Regions from separate parts of the Homo sapiens genome. Here region 2 is linked to region 1. A link is a loop called in an ENCODE intact Hi-C map of the cell type or tissue named here. Cell type or tissue: IMR-90. All regions are shown on one strand. Links, peaks and the distances in the headings refer to the core of each region. The heading gives the core; the rest is flanking DNA. Region 1 overlaps LOC105376360 (a long non-coding RNA gene). Region 2 overlaps LINC02669 (long intergenic non-protein coding RNA 2669).

Evidence for each region. Hi-C counts contacts between places; a loop is a spot of excess contacts. Peaks named below come from ENCODE experiments on the same cell type or tissue, not always from the same donor. Only the 100,000 strongest peaks of a DNase experiment are listed, where the experiment ranks them.
Region 2: a loop joins it to region 1, with 5 times the contacts of the local background. A loop is called at or near these places in 1 of 110 quality-filtered maps.

What each region holds. Positions count from the first base shown.
Region 1 is chr10:3,363,143-3,367,543 of GRCh38, reverse strand. The region is part of intron 1 of LOC105376360 (a long non-coding RNA gene); the gene reads right to left. Among named protein-coding and RNA genes, the nearest start is that of LINC02668, 110 kb to the right of the region's middle. In IMR-90, for the core only: no CTCF peak of the experiment used is centred there; no DNase peak of the experiment used is centred there; H3K27ac peaks cover 1,006 bases.
Region 2 is chr10:3,434,842-3,439,242 of GRCh38, reverse strand. It overlaps LINC02669 (long intergenic non-protein coding RNA 2669), which reads left to right. Exons shown (of 5, transcript NR_155743.1): 4 at 4,265-4,401. The region is part of intron 1 of LOC105376360 (a long non-coding RNA gene); the gene reads right to left. Among named protein-coding and RNA genes, the nearest start is that of LINC02669, 66 kb to the left of the region's middle. In IMR-90, for the core only: a CTCF peak has its summit at 2,023; DNase peaks (open chromatin) are centred at 1,892 and 3,412; H3K27ac peaks cover 1,813 bases.

The DNA of each region.
Region 1 (4,401 bases), core at 292-4,291:
GCCAAGGTGGTGCCACTGCACTCCAGCCTGGGTGACAGGGTGAGACTCTGTCTCAAAATAATAATAATAATAATAATAATAATAATAATAATAATCTTTACAAAAATATGTGGTCTACATTGAATTTTTGAAAACAGTTTCACTCCTATTATTTCATCTTCAGGATACCTCCTGAGATAAGTATGTTCCTCTCAATAATAATTATTATTATTATTGGGTACTAGGGAATGAGAGAGGCGATAACAGTAGAACCCAATAATAATAAATATATAATAAATAATATAAATATATAATATATGCATAATATACAATAAATATTATTATTGGGTTTTATTGTCTCCTCCAATAGAACTAATAATAAATTATTATTTATTTATTAAATAAATAATGTACATTTATAATTATCTGTAATACATAATTTATTATAATAATAAATTATGATCAAGAGAATTTGAGATAACATAAATATTTGGTGTGAGAACTAGAACTAAAACCTGCCTTCCTGACTCACTGTTTCTATTCTTTGGTAAGATCATCTTCGTTTCTTTTTCCTCCTGAGACCAGAGACCCACTCAACGCCACTATTCGGAAACTCATATATGGATGACTTGCATTTTTTCTAATTAAGAACGTTAGCAAACTTGGTAGATTCTAACCTTAAATATGTTAAATTTGCTACTCAGAAATGAAATAGCCAATCTACAAATAGAATTAAACAAAAACCAAGTAATTATTTTCCCACTGCTCATTTTCATAAGCATGTATCTTGCTAAATCTTACAATCTGCTTCCTGCTACGCTAGACTCTGTTGAGGACACAAAAATGACCCGGCAGGGTTTCTAACTGGAGATGCTTGTGATCCGGGTGGATGGGATGAGGACAGGAAAGAGGGGACCAAGCTTACCGTCAAGCTGTGAATCTATGTGCGTTAATGAACGTATCTACAAGCTGCCTTATTCATTTAATTAAGAACAAGGTTTACTCTTTTCTCACAGGTTAAAAAGCTTCAAGTTAAATAATATTGCTGATGTGCTATAGGGAGTTGGCATTACAGTTTTATCTCTCTACTCTGGGGTCCATTATACCCTCACACAGTACGCATGGCTCCATTTAATGGTAATGGAAGTCACACTTGGGTATTGGAAAGATAATTTTCCCCTCTAGAATTTGCACAAGACAATCCTTGAGGGAATAATATTTTTTACAGCCCAGTCATTGCCCTACCTGGACCCAACAAGTAACTCTGCACAGTAATTAAATAAGCACAACAGGCAAATTCAAATTTCAAGAGTCTGAGTTTTATGGTTACAGATGTTCTTCCCAACATAGTCTATTCAGCAGTTCCTTGGGTCATAAATGTTTAATTTTTAATCTATTTTTTATCGGTTTTGGGCAATGCAGGCTGCTAGTATACCAAAAGAATTTTCACTAGTACATTTTACATGCAGGAAGTTTGCAGTAATAAAAGTTTTAACAAAATAAAATCAGGTATGTTCCCTTAAGGGAGTGAACATTGCTTTAGCTGAAAACACAGGTCAATGTCCTTGTTCTAGAACAGGGACTCTACCGATCTCACTTACAATATTGTTTGTGAGTGGCAGTCTATTTGCAGACTTAATATCATCCAGGGAATCACACGACTTAACTTGCAGATGTGCTATTGAAAACACATAGAGTTACATCATCTATTTGCACGGCAAATGTCCTTTGAAATGATTCACAGACTCGAAACAATAGCCATTTCAGGATATATTTATCTTTTATGACTCAAACACCTGCCCCACTTTTCAGGGGACCTTGTGGTATAGACAATATGTGCAGATAAAAGGTAAATTGTTGTTAAAATACCACAAAAAGGAACTGACAAAAATCACAGCTGACCTCGCGTGTTTGCATATTTATCGGCAGCTATCAACCTGATTTTTAGTTGCCCGGAACATATATTAATTATTACATTATACTGTGGGCGCAGAAGTGAAATCTTCTGAGTTTGTTTGTTTGTTTTTATAACATACAACACAGCACAGGGCCTGACAATTTACAAAAGATCACTGAACTTCCCATTTACCTTGACATATCCAGAACTTTATCTCAATCCTTCCTTTGGGTAGACCTGCCCAATATACCAAAAGACAGGGTGAGTTAATCAGCACATTTAGGCAAAGGAGACTTACTGAAAGTGAAAGAGGCGGCAGGCTCTTCAGTCAAAAGGGGCACTGGCAAAGGAACTAATGGGTACCGCTGAGACCAAGGCAGAAAGGCCAAGACAGAAAGGAGGCGGGGGCCGAGCTCGTGCTCTCCCGCTACACCTAATTCCGTTGTCCTTCCAGCTCAGAACCTCCCTGAACAGCAAAGACCCTGCCTGGTTGCCTTCTCTCCTGCACTGGGTCTCCCTGTCAATTCCAGGGTTGCCGTTGTTATAACACACAGAATAATCTTACTTCAAACCAACAACACCCCACTTCCCCCAGTGTTCCTAACATCAAAACATCAACTGTCCTTCCAGGACAAATGTGAATGTTCGACTGCACTTTGCCCTTTCCGACACCCAGGTTGCAGCCCCACGGCTCATTTAAGGGAAGGCAAAGCTCCTGTGGCTGTAGGACTCTGAGAAGCTCGCATGCCTCTGGCAAATTAAACACTGTGATCTGTTCTCTGCAGAGTCCTTCCAGGGCTGGCTTTTCCTCCTGCTCAGTGGCTCACAGAGGAGGCTGCTTTTTCAAACCAAGTAGCCTATGGAAATATTAAAGACACTATGAATAATGATGCTTGTTCTTCATTATTGTATTTATTTTAGTTTCTAGCACTTCAGTTAGTTTGTAACTTTAGTTAGTTTACAGCACTTGATCAACTTACAATTCACAAATAACACTTTCACCTCTGGAGGGAGGACTGGAGTTCCAAAGATCTCCACTTGAATTCCGGCGTTCTGTTTGTTGGACAAGGGCATGTTATTTGCTGGGTCTCTGTTTTTCCTTTCTTCTCCCACAGTAAAGTATAGATTCATAAAAGTACCTAGCACATAGACTGGGCACGGTGGTTCACACCTGTAATCCCAGCACTTTGGGAGGCCAAGGTGGGCGGATCACCTGAGGTCAGGGGTTTGAGACCAGCCTGACCAATATGATGAAACCCCGCCTCTACTAAAAATACAAAAATTAGCCGGGCGTGGTGGCATGCGCCTGTAATCCTAGCTACTCAGGAGGCTGAGACAGGAGAATCGCTTAAACCCGGGAAGCGGAGGTTGCAGTAAGCCGTGATTGTGCCATTGCACTCCAGCCTGAGCAACAGGAGCGTAAACACCATCTCAAAAAAAAAAGTACCTAGAACAGAGGTGAATCTCAGGACAAGTGGAATCTGGGGTTTTGTCTACCGCCTCAAGTAAGGAAAAGCAGAGATGCCATCACTTGCTTAAAAAGACCACCCAGCTAATGAAGGTGGGGCTTGGATAGGAGCAAAGGTTCTGCGGAGTGAGCCCTTGTTCAGGAGGACTGCTAGGTCAAAACTACTTGTTTAATGCTAAACAAATCATTGTTTAGGATTATTGTTACAAAATACTATTATAGTCACAACACATGACTCTTCATAGTATTATTCCAAGACTTTCCTGCCTTCACTCTCATTCTCTCTTGAATGTACAGTGGAGTATTCCAGAGGTTATGTGATGTACACTAGTGCAGTGTATTGAATGTGAAAGCAGAGAAGACCCAGCTGTCTTGCATTAAGCCAGACATGAACAATTTGCAAAAATGTAAAATAATGCCATTCTTATCTCTAATTTTGTTGGAGATTATAATGACTTTTCATAAAAATATTTATATTAACATGTAGTTGGGTCATTGTTCTTATTTGTAAATAAAGTAATAAACAAATATCTTAAAATGTTCACAGTTTAAAATTTAAATTTGGCAAATAGAGATAAATGTAAGCACATAGCAATAGCTCTGGAAAGCCACATTTTTTCAGAGCGTAGAGAGATCCCGAGACCACAAAGTTTTCAGTACCGCTGAATCTGAGAGTGTTTCTCAAACTCTGATGAGTGTATCCATGACCAGGGCCTTGTTGCAATGCAGATTCTGGGACAGCTGGTCCAGGAGAGGCCTGAGAATCTTACCCTTGGTAAATGTGGCTGTTGAGCTCAACATAGTTCACTGTCAGAGCTTGGGAGGAATGGGAGGTTAAGTTGGAGCCATGGCCTGTCTGCTGTGACGCTGTGTCCCTGGGGGAAAGGGAAGCCTCTCTGTGTCCTACAAACCCTCTCCAGAGTCCAGTGGGGTGAGGCCTCATGTGCCCAGCCACTAAGCGGGCATGACACATGGGGAAGACAGTAAACAAAAACAAAAACCATGTCAAGCAAATCCACGTTGGCTTCAGGGTTAGGGCGTCCTGGTTATCCTGGCA
Region 2 (4,401 bases), core at 288-4,287, 72 kb before region 1:
AGAAGAACCTGAGCCCAAGCCACATAGATAAACTTCTCCTGGATTTCTCACCCTCAAAAACTGTATGAAGAAGAAATGTCAATTTTCTAAGTTGCTGTACCTTGGGGCAATTATTTACACAGCAATAAATAACTGATACAAATAAATATACTATGATTTATTTAACCAATCTACCATTGTTAGACATTTGAATTTTTCCCATTTCTTCATAGTGCCAAATACAATGATATGAAAAGCTTTGAGTTTATAAATACTTATATCCTTGGACAAATTTCCAGAAAACCCTTGCTGGATTAAATGTCCTACATACTGATATGCTTGTGTTGCTGCTGTTGCTTCTATATCCCTCCCTAGGGAGATTTTGCATTTTATAGTCTCCACAGCGAGGCATAGGAATGAGCGTGTTCTCACTTCCTCTCTGTGGTCAGCAGAAGAAAGGCCCCTCCAAGATGTCCACGTCCTAACTCCCAGAGCCTGTGAATATGTGACATCACATGGCCAAAGGGACTTTGCCAATGTGATTCAGCACTTTGAGATGGGAGGTTATCCTAGATTAATCTGGATTGATTTTTATCTGGGTGGGCCCAATGTCATCACCAGAACCCTTAAAACTAGATGAAGGACGCCTGTAATCCCAGCACTTTGGGAGGCCGAGGCGGGTGGATCACGAGGTCAGGAGATCGAGACCATCCTGGCTAACATGGTGAAACCCCGTCTCTACTAAAAATAACAAAAAAATTAGCTCGGGCATGGTGGCAGGCGCCTTAGTCTCAGCTACTCGGGAGGCTGAGGCAGGAGAATGGCGTGAACCTGGGAGGCAGAGTTTGCAGTGAGCCGAGATCGCGCCACTGCACTCCAGCCTGGGCGACAGAGCCAGACTCCATCTCAAACAAACAAACAAACAAAAAGTAGATGAAGAAGACAGAAGATGAAGCCAGAGGCACGTGACCTGAGAGCTCAGTCCACTGGTGCTGGCACTGAAGAAGTAGGAAGGGGCCATGAGCCCAGGAATGTGGGCAATCTCTAGATGCTAAAAAATAAAAGGAAATGGGCTCCCCCTGGAGCCCCCAGAAGGAACCATGTTCTGCCGACACCTTGACTTTAGCCCAGTGAGATCGATGTCCTGCTTCTGACCTCCAGAACTTTGAGAGTGTAGATCTTTGCTGTTTTCAGTCAGTACCTTTAAGATAATTTGTCATAGCAACCATAGAAAATTAATGTACCAAATACACTCACTAACAGATCTTCAGTTTTTTGTTTTTTAATGTTCAACTTTAATAAGCAAAAAGAAGAAAGTTCGTCATATCTTGAACGACAAACTGTCTTGGTTGCTAAATTACTGGAAACCTCTTCCACAAAGCTCTCTAGAAATCTTTCTGTCCCGCACCTAACATAGTAACAGTCCGCTCTCAACAGTGCACTTGGTCTACAGTAACATGTCTGTGACCTTATTAAAGTTTTTGCTGTTTGTTGTTATTGTTTTCGAAGGTTATTTATAATTCTAAGGCTCCTTTTCAGTGAGTGGCTGTTGTAAACAATAAGACAGAGTTTCAAACGAGACTTCGTGTTTTATAAAACTGCATTGCAGCAAAAGAGAAGGAAAGTAACGGGTTTGGAAACCTCTGCATTCCTCTTTTCACACATCTACTTTACAAGCTTTGTTTTATATTTGAGCACAGCCCGAGGCCCCCTCCAAGATTGCCCTGAGGTCAGCAGGGAAGAAACAGGGAGATGGGAGCTCCTGGTCCCCAGCAGGGCAGAGAAGAAAACCCTGTAGCCATCCAAAGGGCTGCTTGAAGGAAACTGAGAATGTACAATTAAAAGGAAGCTCAATGTTTGTCCAGAAAAGCATTAAGAGTCTCTTTTGTTGAAACTTTAACATTCTTTCTCTAACACTGGTATGCAGTGTTGGAGAAATGAAACAATCCTGCCAATAAAAGAATGCTCTGCACTAATAGAGGAGAGAGAGAGAGAGAGAGAGAGAGGGAGAGAGAGAGAGAGAGAGAGAGAGAGAGAGAGAGAAATAGAGAGATGGGGGACGGGAAGGGGAGAAACCATTTATTATAGAACAATTTATCATCAAATTTACATGCATAGAAGGTAGCACAGAAGTGATGATAACTAAGTTGGGACAGAATTACATTCAAATTTATACAGTAAAGTGGAAGAAAGAACAATTACGCTTCTCCAATCTCCTTGAGAGACGGAAGGGTGGGCCTGATGGTCTCCTCTGAGAATCCCTGAGCTCATCCCAGAGGCACCTGCTTACAGTCCCTGGGGCGAGAGACCTGGCATTGCAAACTCAAAAGGTGGGGTCTCCTACCGGCCTATTATGTTGTCAAGGACGCAGGCTCACAGGGGTGGGGAGACCATCATTTATGCCCATGGTGCTACTGTTTTCTTATGAAAATGCTCTTTACTCATTACTGATTACTTCATTACCCAGCCTAAATGAATCCGATGCTTGATTTAAATAAACACTAGAACTCAGAGTGTTAAATGCCGCTAATATCCTTAAATTACTCATCAATTTTGAAATAACTACCCTCTGAGAAGGATTTCCTTGACAATTCTCCGGTAACCAAGTCTATACTTCTCTTGAGAAGAGCTTTAGAACGACCTCTATTTAATAGTAGCCTGGGTTCTATTTTAATTAGGCTATAAGCGGTAAATATTTGCTAATAGACTTTGGGGTGAATAATTAATCAGTAAAAGACTGCTATGTACTGACGATTTATATGAACAAACTAGTGGATCAGATTCAATAAAGGCTTAGTGAAAGCATTCCTTTCTAACCTAATTGTTGAAAATTTAAGATCTCTACAGAACTGTTACTTAAAAAGATTGTGTGATTTTTCTCTAAATATTTATTTCCATTTCAATAGCTTGCATAAAGAACTATTTTGTTGTCTTAGTCCAAATGACTATTCTGTCAAAACATAATAAGTAAGTTAGAACTAAACAGATAATATATTTTATCCTTTTGTGGTACTTGAGCATGTTTCTGCTAGAAAACTATTTAAAAGAAGCTACGTTTCACTTTATTCTTCCAGTAGATAAAGGTGCATGTCCTGGAAGTCCAGTGATTTTCTCTAACAGCTTTATGGAGGTCTCGTTTATATACCATAAAACTCCCCCATTTTAATTGTACGGTTCAATGATTTTTTAGTAAATTTACAAAGTTGTGAAACCATTACCACAATCCAATTTTACAATCACAAAAGAATCCCAATTGCCCATTTGTAGTCATTTCTCCTTCCCACCACAAGCTCACGCAACCAGGAATCTATTTTCTGTCTCTTTGGAGTTGCCTGTTCTGGAATATTTCATATAGAGGAAATCGTATACTATGTGGTTTTGTGACTGGCTACCTTCACTTAGCTTAATGTTTTCAAGTTTCCTCCACGTTGTAGGTATTGTAGTCATATCAGTGTTTATTTCTGCACTGCTGAATCACTTCCCATTGTACAGACCTGGTCCGTTTCATTTTTCCCATCACCAGTTGATGAATATTTGGATTGTTTCCCCTTTTTGGCTATCATGAGGAAAACTGCTATAAGCATTTGCATGTAAGTCTTTGTGTGAGTAGATTTCTTGCTTTAGAACTTGTGGGTTTTCTAGAAAGTTTATGTTTAACATTTTATGAATAATTTACATACTGATGGAAATGTACATTGTACTGCCAAACTGTTTTCCAAAACAGCAGTACAATTTATATTCCCATCAGTAATGTACGAAGGGCTTAAGCTTCTCTGCACCTCACCAGTGTTTGTTTGCTATTGTCTGTCTTTTTATAATAATCATTCTAGTGGGTATGTAGTGATATCTCATTGTGGTGTTAATTTTTATTTCCCTGATGACTATTAATGTTGAGCATCTCTATATGTGCTTATTAGCCTTTCGTATTTCTTGTTTGGTGAAATGTGCACTCAATTATATTTACATAGTATTAGATACACACTACTTTAACATCATCTGATACAGAACAGATTTTGAAAATGCATTTGATTATATCTGAATGAACATTTGCTATGTACAATGTGCTTGGCTATTTGCTTTATAACATTAAATGAGCATCTTCTATGTGCAATATATTGAGCTAGCTGCTTTGTTACAAACCAAAAAAAAAAATTTAAGCTCTTGCAGACTTTACAGAAATAACCACATTATAATGTAGATAATTCATTCATGTTGAATGCTATCACAGATAATTAGACAGTGTTTTGTTCACTCAAAGGAAGAAAACAATCTTTTCTCTTGACAGGAGGGAGGTATCCAGAGAGGCTAATGGAAGAGACAGGCTTTGGGATTTATTTGCAGAGAGGTTAGGCATTCAGACATGTGGAAAGAGAGATGAAAGGAAAGTGCACCTGAGGCTGAACAAGTGACTAAAGGAGAAGC